Regions from separate parts of the Homo sapiens genome. Here region 1 is linked to region 2. A link is an interaction called in ENCODE POLR2A ChIA-PET data of the cell type or tissue named here. Cell type or tissue: IMR-90. All regions are shown on one strand. Each heading gives the region's core, and the rest is flanking DNA. Links, peaks and the distances in the headings are about the cores only.

The links. Peaks named below come from ENCODE experiments on the same cell type or tissue, not always from the same donor. Only the 100,000 strongest peaks of a DNase experiment are listed, where the experiment ranks them.
Region 1: POLR2A ChIA-PET joins it to region 2 with 6 read pairs; 2 of 35 experiments call an interaction of 5 or more read pairs at or near these places.

What each region holds. Positions count from the first base shown.
Region 1 is chr15:41,739,217-41,743,614 of GRCh38, forward strand. It overlaps MGA (MAX dimerization protein MGA), which reads left to right. Exons shown (of 24, transcript NM_001400225.1): 14 at 690-987; 15 at 3,330-3,956. Among named protein-coding and RNA genes, the nearest start is that of MAPKBP1, 33 kb to the right of the region's middle. In IMR-90, for the core only: no CTCF peak of the experiment used is centred there; no DNase peak of the experiment used is centred there.
Region 2 is chr15:41,799,873-41,804,270 of GRCh38, forward strand. MAPKBP1 (mitogen-activated protein kinase binding protein 1) reads left to right here. Exons shown (of 31, transcript NM_014994.3): 3 at 1-42. Among named protein-coding and RNA genes, the nearest start is that of JMJD7, 26 kb to the right of the region's middle. In IMR-90, for the core only: no CTCF peak of the experiment used is centred there; a DNase peak (open chromatin) is centred at 2,399.

The sequences.
Region 1 (4,398 bases), core at 167-4,166, 61 kb before region 2:
GGATCTTTACTTCATTTGTTGGTTCACTTTCTTCTGACTATTTAGTTAATTATGTCTAGAATAAGAATGAGTTCGTACCAACATTCAGTTTGAACCCATGTTTTATCCAAGAGATGAAAATAGTATTTTCAAAGCTAAGCTTTTTGAAAATGAAAAACTGTGAGGTAATTGTGGCTTAGGTTATTGCAACAATGATTGTCTTATAACTTAAAGTAGATTTCACTTATATTTTTCAAATATGAAGGATGCTTGAAAGGACCCTTGTGTGAGAGCTTCATTATGTCTCTCTGGTCTTATCAGAGAGATTCTGTGGGACACTCATTTTTGCTGATGAGGTTAATAGCTTAACCAGAATGCCTTATTTACAAGGAAAACAATTGGATAATTCTAGTTGTTTAGATTTGATGATAACTTTCACATAACTAGGATGCAGAAATGATGAGTTTCCGATTCTCTATTTTCAAACTACAATATGAAGGAGATGAGATTAGTTCAGAATATCAGTTGACAGCATTTTTCTACCTTCTGATTACTCAGATTATTCTAAATGGAAAAAGTCTACTTCTTTTTCCCTTTTAAATCTGAAAAATAGACTTATGAAAACTTGTAAAAATGAAGCCCCTGTCAAGGGAGAGGAGTTAGCAAGAGAATTTTATCTTTACAGAATTTCTCTTTGCCACTTGTTTCAGGTTAATGGTAAGAGTTACCCGCAGGCTAAGTTGCTATTGGGACAGATGGGGGCATTGCATCCAGCCAATAGGCTAGCTGCTTATATCACAGGCAGGTTGCGACCCTCAGTCCTGGACCTCTCAACCCTCAGTACTGTCATCTCCAAGGTAGCATCCAATGCCAAGGTGGCTGCATCCAGGAAACCACGTACCCTGTTGCCTTCAACATCCAATTCCAAAATGGCATCCTCCTCTGGCACTGCAACAAATCGCCCTGGGAAGAATCTGAAGGCGTTTGTCCCAGCAAAACGGCCAATTGGTAAGTTGGGGTGTATGTATGGTTTGGAAAGGCCTATGACTTGGTGGTGGGACAGTGGGTACAGGTATGGAGGTTGTAAAAATTAGAGAAATATGTACTTTGGCATTATTCTTATTCTTGTTGTCTGTCTTGCCTGGACTTTTTTGATTGTTTGGGGTTAACGTCTGATAACCTGCAATATTAGATGAATTGAGTTGTTTTATAGTTAATTTCTTGGTTTTATATATATTTTTTATTTTTTAATAACACTGACTTGAAGGCAAGTTTTATAGTTATTTTTAAGGTTTTCAGACTGGTTGTTATTAATGTAGAAAAGACTTAAGGATTTTAATTTTGTTTCTAAAAAGGGAAGACATTTAAAAATAGTTTACTATTATACTAAATTATTTACTAAAATATTTTACTAAATTAAAAATAGTTTACTATTTTCCTGTGAGGACTGGTGTTTCTGGCCTCTTGTTGAACTCTTGCTGGTGCTATGTAAATGCTTCTGTTGATACTTCTTAAACTTATGAAACCAAGGAGCTAGCAAAAGCTAGTGGTGTAAGTAGTATAGGCTTAAAGTGGAAAGCTCCTATAAATACAATTTTGAAAGTGTTGATTTATTCCATTCATCTCTGTTCTATGAATGAAAATCTCTCTTTTCCTTAACATTTAAATGCTGAAGTCTGTAATAAATTACCTTCTTGAAACATTTGTGTTTTAGCATTGAGAGTATCTATAGTTGGTTTATTGAATTCCTCTTTTTGTTGTTTCAAATCTGTTAGGAATGTTAGGTAAGAGTGTCAGTTGAAATCTCTGGCTGAATGGTTAGAGTTGTGTGAAGATAGAAGATATTTATTGTTTGCCTTAAAACCTATTTTGGCCGGGCGCGGTGGCTCACTCCTGTAATTCCAGCACTTTGGGAGGCCGAGGCGGGTGGATCACGAGGTCAAGAGATAGAGACCATCCTGGCCAACATGGTGAAACCCCATCTCTACTAAAAATACAAAAATTAGCCGGGAGTGGTGGCATGCGCCTGTAGTCCCAGCTACTGGGGAGGCTGAGGCAGGAGAATCACTTGAACCCGGGAGGCAGAGGTTGCAGTAATCCGAAATCGTGCCACTGCACTCCAGCCTGGTGACAGAGTGAGACTCCATCTCCAAAAAAAAAAAAAAAAAAAAAAGAATCTATTTTACCTTTTATTAAGGCAGCTTCAGTTGTGATTAAGGGGAGTAAAAAAAGCAATCCTATCCTGATCTGTTTGGAGAAATGTCTTTATATATTTTAGGAATATGTAATACGTAAGCATCTCATAATAGCACAGCTGTAAAGAGGTGAGAGTGCTCAGACAGGAGGAAATGGTAGAAACAAGTTTTTACATTAGAAATTGGGGGAAACAAACCCTCTCATTTTCTTTTATCTGTATTAGGTGATGAAGTTTTTGCTACTGTATTGTCTTTTTAGTATCCTGACAGTTTGAATATATTGCACAGTCAAAAGAATTTTAGTAGGAACACTCTATTTAATTTTTTAATTTTTCTTTCAAGACAGAGTCTTGCTCTGTCTCCCAGGCTGGAGTGCAGTGGCACTATCTCATTTCACTGCAGCATCCACCTCCTGGGTTCAAACCATTCTCCTGCCTCAGCCTCCTGAGTAGCTGGGATTACAGGCACGTGCCACCATGCCCTGGTAATTTTTGTATTTTTAGTAGAGACGGGGTTTCACCGTGTTGGCCAGGCTGGTCTTGAACTCCTGACCTCGTGATCTGCCCACCTCGGCCTCCCAAAGTGCTGGGATTACAGGTGTGAGTCACTGTGTCTGGCCTGGAACACTCAATTTTAATCCCTTTCTTGTTAGAACTGAGGTTTGTTTTTGGTCAAGGCAAGCGTTTGATTTCTGAGAGTAGAAATAAGCTCAGATGCTGGGTGTGGTGGCTCACACCTGTAATCCTAGCACTTTGGGAGGCCCGAGGCAGGCAGATCACCTGATGTCGGGAGTTCAAGACCAGCCTGACCAACATGGAGAAACCTTGTCTCTACTAAAAATACAAAAATTAGCTGGGTTTGGTGGTATGTGCCTGTAATCCCAGCTACTCGGGAAGGCTGAGGCAGGAGAATTGCTTGAACCTGGGAGACAGAGGTTGCAGTGAGCCGAGATCGCGCCATTGCACTCTAGCCTGGGCAACAAGAAAGAAACTCCATCTTAAAAAAGAAAAAAAAGAAATTGGCACAAATAATACAGGTAGGTAGTACCTGTAAGAAATTGACCCAGTAGTGCACAGTAAATGTCGGTAAGCACAGTCACTAAGAGGATAAAATATGAGAACTGAAGATTTTTGACCTGCAAATTTCTGTTTGCAGCGGCTCGACCCTCTCCTGGTGGTGTGTTCACACAGTTTGTGATGAGTAAAGTTGGAGCCTTGCAGCAGAAGATACCTGGAGTTAGCACACCCCAAACCCTGGCAGGGACACAGAAGTTCAGTATCAGACCTTCTCCAGTAATGGTCGTCACACCTGTGGTTTCTTCTGAGCCAGTTCAGGTGTGCAGCCCTGTGACTGCTGCTGTCACTACTACCACCCCTCAAGTGTTTTTAGAAAATACTACTGCTGTGACACCTATGACTGCTATTTCTGACGTGGAAACTAAAGAAACTACTTATTCTTCTGGTGCCACCACTACAGGGGTTGTTGAGGTCTCTGAAACTAATACCAGCACCTCTGTAACATCTACCCAGTCTACAGCCACTGTGAACCTTACCAAAACCACTGGGATAACTACCCCTGTGGCTTCAGTTGCTTTTCCTAAGTCTTTGGTAGCATCTCCTTCAACCATAACTCTTCCTGTTGCTTCCACTGCTTCCACCTCCTTAGTCGTGGTGACTGCAGCTGCATCTTCCTCCATGGTGACCACACCAACTTCATCTCTGGGCTCTGTTCCTATTATACTCTCAGGAATTAATGGGAGTCCACCAGTGAGCCAGAGACCAGGTAAGGCCTAGATGTTACTAGCTGCTTTATTTTACTGTACACCTATTTATATAACTTTGTGGTTGTGTTAGGATTATAGATATATCAGGATAACAGTATAGGTATTTCTGTTGTAACATGATACATGTATTCCTGAAAACCTCTGCATGCTGCAAAACTGAACACTAAAATTAATAGAGCTCATGGTTAATACGGGATTGCGATAAATCACTGAAAATATATGCAGTTTTATAAGCAGAACATTAATAACAATAACTGATAACCTTGAGAGATAACTTGAACAATCTTGACTGATAGTTTAGTGGAGCTGGAGATTGCGACTCAAAATACTAAAAAACATTACAATGGAAGTGGTGGCTGAAGGATACTGAAGTAATGCAGGTAAGACTGGAGCTCTGAGCCACTAACATGGGCATGGGAGGAAACATGACCTGTGTGCTGA
Region 2 (4,398 bases), core at 276-4,275:
TGCCTGTGACCCCCGATCAGGTTTAGTTGCTTACCCAGCAGGGTAAGTAAGCGCCTTGGAAGAGATCTTGATGCATGGGAATTTATAGCCACGCTAGAGCAGTTGGGATGGGCAGGGATTTTCTGGTATCTTCTGGAAGATAGATACAGGTTAATGTTTTGTTGTCATTTTTGTAAAGAGACGCAGGACCAGGTAAAGGTTCTTTGTCGGGTGCTGTCATTGTTGCCATCCTGTGCTGCTTTTCAGTTATCTACCCCACCTCCCACACACAGATTTACACTTTATGTTACACACAGTTCCCAGCACCATCTTCAGTAACTACCTTCCAGTCATTTAAAAAACAGCTTTATTGAGATGTAATTCACATACCATATAACTCACTATTTAAAATACCCAATTCAGTAGTTTTTTAGTATATTCACAGAGTTGTGCACCCATCACCACAATCAAATTTAGGACATTTTCATGACCTTGTTCCCTTTTTTTTTTGAGACAGGTTCTGGCTCTGTTGCCTAGGCTGGAGTGCAGTGGCTCGATGTTGGCTCACTGCACCTCCGCCTCCGACACTCAAGCAATCCTCCCACCTCAGTCTCCCGAGTAGCTGGGACTACAGGCGCACTGCCCCATGCCTGGCTAATTTTTTGTAGAGATGGGGTTTCACCACATTGCCCAGGCTGGTGTTGAACTCCTGAGCTCAAGCCATCCACCTGCCTCAGCCACCCAAAGTGCTGGGATTACAGGCGTGAGCCACTGTGCCTGGCCCCATTCCTATCAGTCACTTTTCATTCCCACCCCCACCTTACCAGACCTTCATCCCTAGGCAACCACTGTCTCCATTAATTTGCCTATTCTGGATATTTCATATAAACGGAATCAGGTAACACTGTATTTGGCCTTTTGTAACTGGCTTCTTTTTGTTGCCCAGCCTGGAGTGCAGTGGTATGATCATGGCTGACTGCAGCCTCAGCCTCCTGCCTTAGCCTCCTGAATAGCTGGAGCTATGGGTGTGTGCCACCATGCCCAGCTAATTTTTCCATTTTTTTGTAGAGACAGGGTCTAACTCTATTGCCTAGGCTAGTTTCGAACTCCTGGGCTCAAGCAGTCCTCCCGCTTCAGCTTCCCAAAGTGCTGGGATTACAGGCGTGAGCCACCACGCCTGGCCAGCATAATGTTTTCAGGGTTAATCTATGTCACAGCATGTATCGCTACCTTATTCCTTTTTGTGGCTGAATAATATTCCACTGGATGGATGTAGCACATTTTATCTATTCTTCAGTTGATGGACATTTGGGTTGTTTCTACTTCTTAGCTATTATGAATATTCGCCTGTTCTAGTCACTTTGAGAGAGATCAGTGCCATAGAAGAGAAGTAGGGGAGTGGGGCTACTATTCTTTCTCTTGCTGCCTTTTCACTCCTCTGCTCCTACAAGTGGGAAACCTCCAACCATAGTTTCTTCAGGCTTCTGGAGAAAGCTTGGAACCCCTCCTGCTTCTGGCTCACTCTGTTCCATGCTGATAGGCACAGGAATGTGAAAATGAGTAGCGCTACTGCTGTACCTTTCTTACTCTACCATTAACTTGTTAATGCCTAGTTCATTCCCCAATGTAATTTTCATAGCAACTTTTATAGTTTTTATACTAGATACATGATTTGCTTAGTTTTATCACCTCATCAAAAAAGCTTCCTTTATCAGGCTGGGCCCGGTGGCTCACGCCTATAATCCCAGTACCTTGGGAGGCCAAGGTGGGCGGATCACTTGAGGTCAGGAGTTGGAGACCAGCCTGGCCAACATGTTGAAACCCTGTCTCTACTAAAAACATAAAAAAATTTGCTGGGTGTGATGGCGGGTGCTGGTAGTCCCAGCTGCTTGGGAGGCTGAAGCATGAGAATCACTTGAACCCAGGAGGTGGAGGTTGCAGTGAGTGCAGATTTCGCCACTGCACTCCAGCCTGGGCGACAAAGAGAGACTCTGTCTTAAAAAAAAACAAGCCACCACCAAAAAAAGCTACCTTTATCAATCAAGTACAGTCATGTGTCACTTAATGATGGGGATATGTTCTGAGAAATGTGTCATTTGGCAGTTTCGTTGTTGAGTGAACATTACAGAGTATACTTACACAAACCCTAGATGGTATAGCCTACTACATACCTAGGCTACATGGTGTAGCCGGTTGCGCCTGGGCTACAAACCTGCACAGCAGGTTACTGTACTGAATACTGTACATAATCCTAAGACAATGGTATTTGTATATTTAAACATAGAAAAAGTATGGTTAAAATATCATATAAAATATATTTTAAAAAGGCACACCTGTATAAGGCACTTACCATGAATGGAGTTTCCAGGACTGGAAGTTGTTCTGGGTGAGTCAGTGAGTGAGTGGTGAGTGAGTGTGAGTGCCAGAAACATTACTGTACACTTTACAAACACTGTACACTTGGCCATACTAAATTTATTTTAAAAACATACATTCAATAATAGATTAACCTAACTTACTGTAACTTTCTTACATTTTATAAACTTTTTTTTTTAACTTCTTGACTCTTGTAGTAACACTTAGCTTAAAACACAAACACAGTACAGCTATACAAAAATATCTTTCTTTTATCTTTTTTCCGAGATGGAGTCTCCCTCTGTCACCCAGGCTGGAATGCAGTGGCACGATCTTAGCTCACTGCAACCTCTGCCTCCTGGGTTCAAGTGATTCTCCTGCCTCAGCCTCCTGAGTAGTTGGGATTACAGGCTCCTGCCACCACGCCTGGCTAATTTTTGTATTTTTAGTAGAGATGGGGTTTCGCCATGTTGGCCAGGCTGGTCTTGAACTAATGACCTCAAGTGATCAGCCCTCCTTGGCCTCCCAAAGTGCTGGCATTACAGGCATGAGCTACTGTGCCTGACCCAAAAGTATTTTCTTTTTATCTTCTATAAGCTTTAAATGTTGTTTTTAACTTTTTAAACTTTTTTGTTAAAAACAAAGACACAAACACACACATTAGCCTAGCGCATAGAACTACATAGGGTCAGGATCATCAAGATGTCACTAAGTGACAGGAATATTTTAGCTCCATTATAATCTTACGGGACTACTGTCATACATGCCCTTCGCTGTTGACCAAAATGTTATTATGTGACGTATGACTGTACTTATTCTATGCCAGGTACTTTTTAAGCACTTTATATGAATTATTTAATACTCTGAGCAACTATTATCACCCTCATATTTTAGAGGAGGAAATTGAGATCCAAAGAGGTCAAGCAGGCCAAGTGCAGTGGCTCACGCCTATAATCCTAGCACTTTGGGAGGGCAAGGTGGGCGGATCACCTGAGGTCAGGAGTTCAAGACCAGCCTGGCCAACATGGTGAAATCTTGTCTCTAGCAAAATACAAAAATTAGCCTGGCGTGATGGCGGGTGCTGGTAGTCCCAGTTACTCGGGAGGCTGAGCTGGGAGAATCGCTTGAACCTGGGAGACGGTGGTTGCAGTGAGCCGAGATCGTGCCACTGCACTCCAGCCTGAGCGGCTGAGCAAGACTCCATCTCAAAAAAAAAAAAAAAAAAAAAAGGTTAAGCAGGCAGGGTGCAGTGGCTTTGGGAAGCCAAGGTGGGAGGATTGCTTGAGACCAAGAATTTGAAACCAGCCTGGGCAACATAGTGAGAACCCTGTCTCTACCAAAAAGTAAAAATAAAAAAAATTAGCTGGGTATGGTGGCATGTGCCTGTAGTCCTAGCAACTGGGGAGGCTGAGGCAGGAGGATTGCTTGAGCCCAGGAGGTGAAGGCTGCAGTGAACTATGATCGTGCCATTGCACTCCAGCTTGGGTGACACAGTGAAACCCTGCCTCTTAAAAAAACCAAAAGGGTTAAGGAGTTTGCTTGAGGTAACATAGCTAGTGTGTGTAATGGGGTTCTAACCCAAGTAGTATGACTGTAGAGCTCTGATTGTTAAAATGGCACAGAGTAGGGGGAGACCACACTGTTTTTTTTTGAGACAGAGTTTCATTCTTCTTGCCCAGGCTGGAGTGCAATGGCACGATCTCAGCTCACCGCAACCTCCGCCTCCTGGGTTCAAGCAATTCTCCTGCCTCAGCCTCCAGAGTAGCTGGGATTACAGGCATGCGCCATCATGCCCAGCTAATTTTGTATTTTTAGTAGAGATGGGGTTTCTCCATGTTGGTCAGGCTGGTCTCAAACTCCCGACCTTAGGTGATCTGCCCACATTGGCCTCCCAAAGTGCTGGGATTACAGGTGTGAGCCACTGTGCCCGGCCACTTTCTGCTTATTTTTAACAAATTGCTTTTCCTCTAAGCTGCCTACCTGCCCTTTGAATGAGAAGAGCCCCATTTATGGGCAGCTCAGTCTGTGCAAGGGAGACTTCTGCCCCTGGGTTTGGGGTCAGTG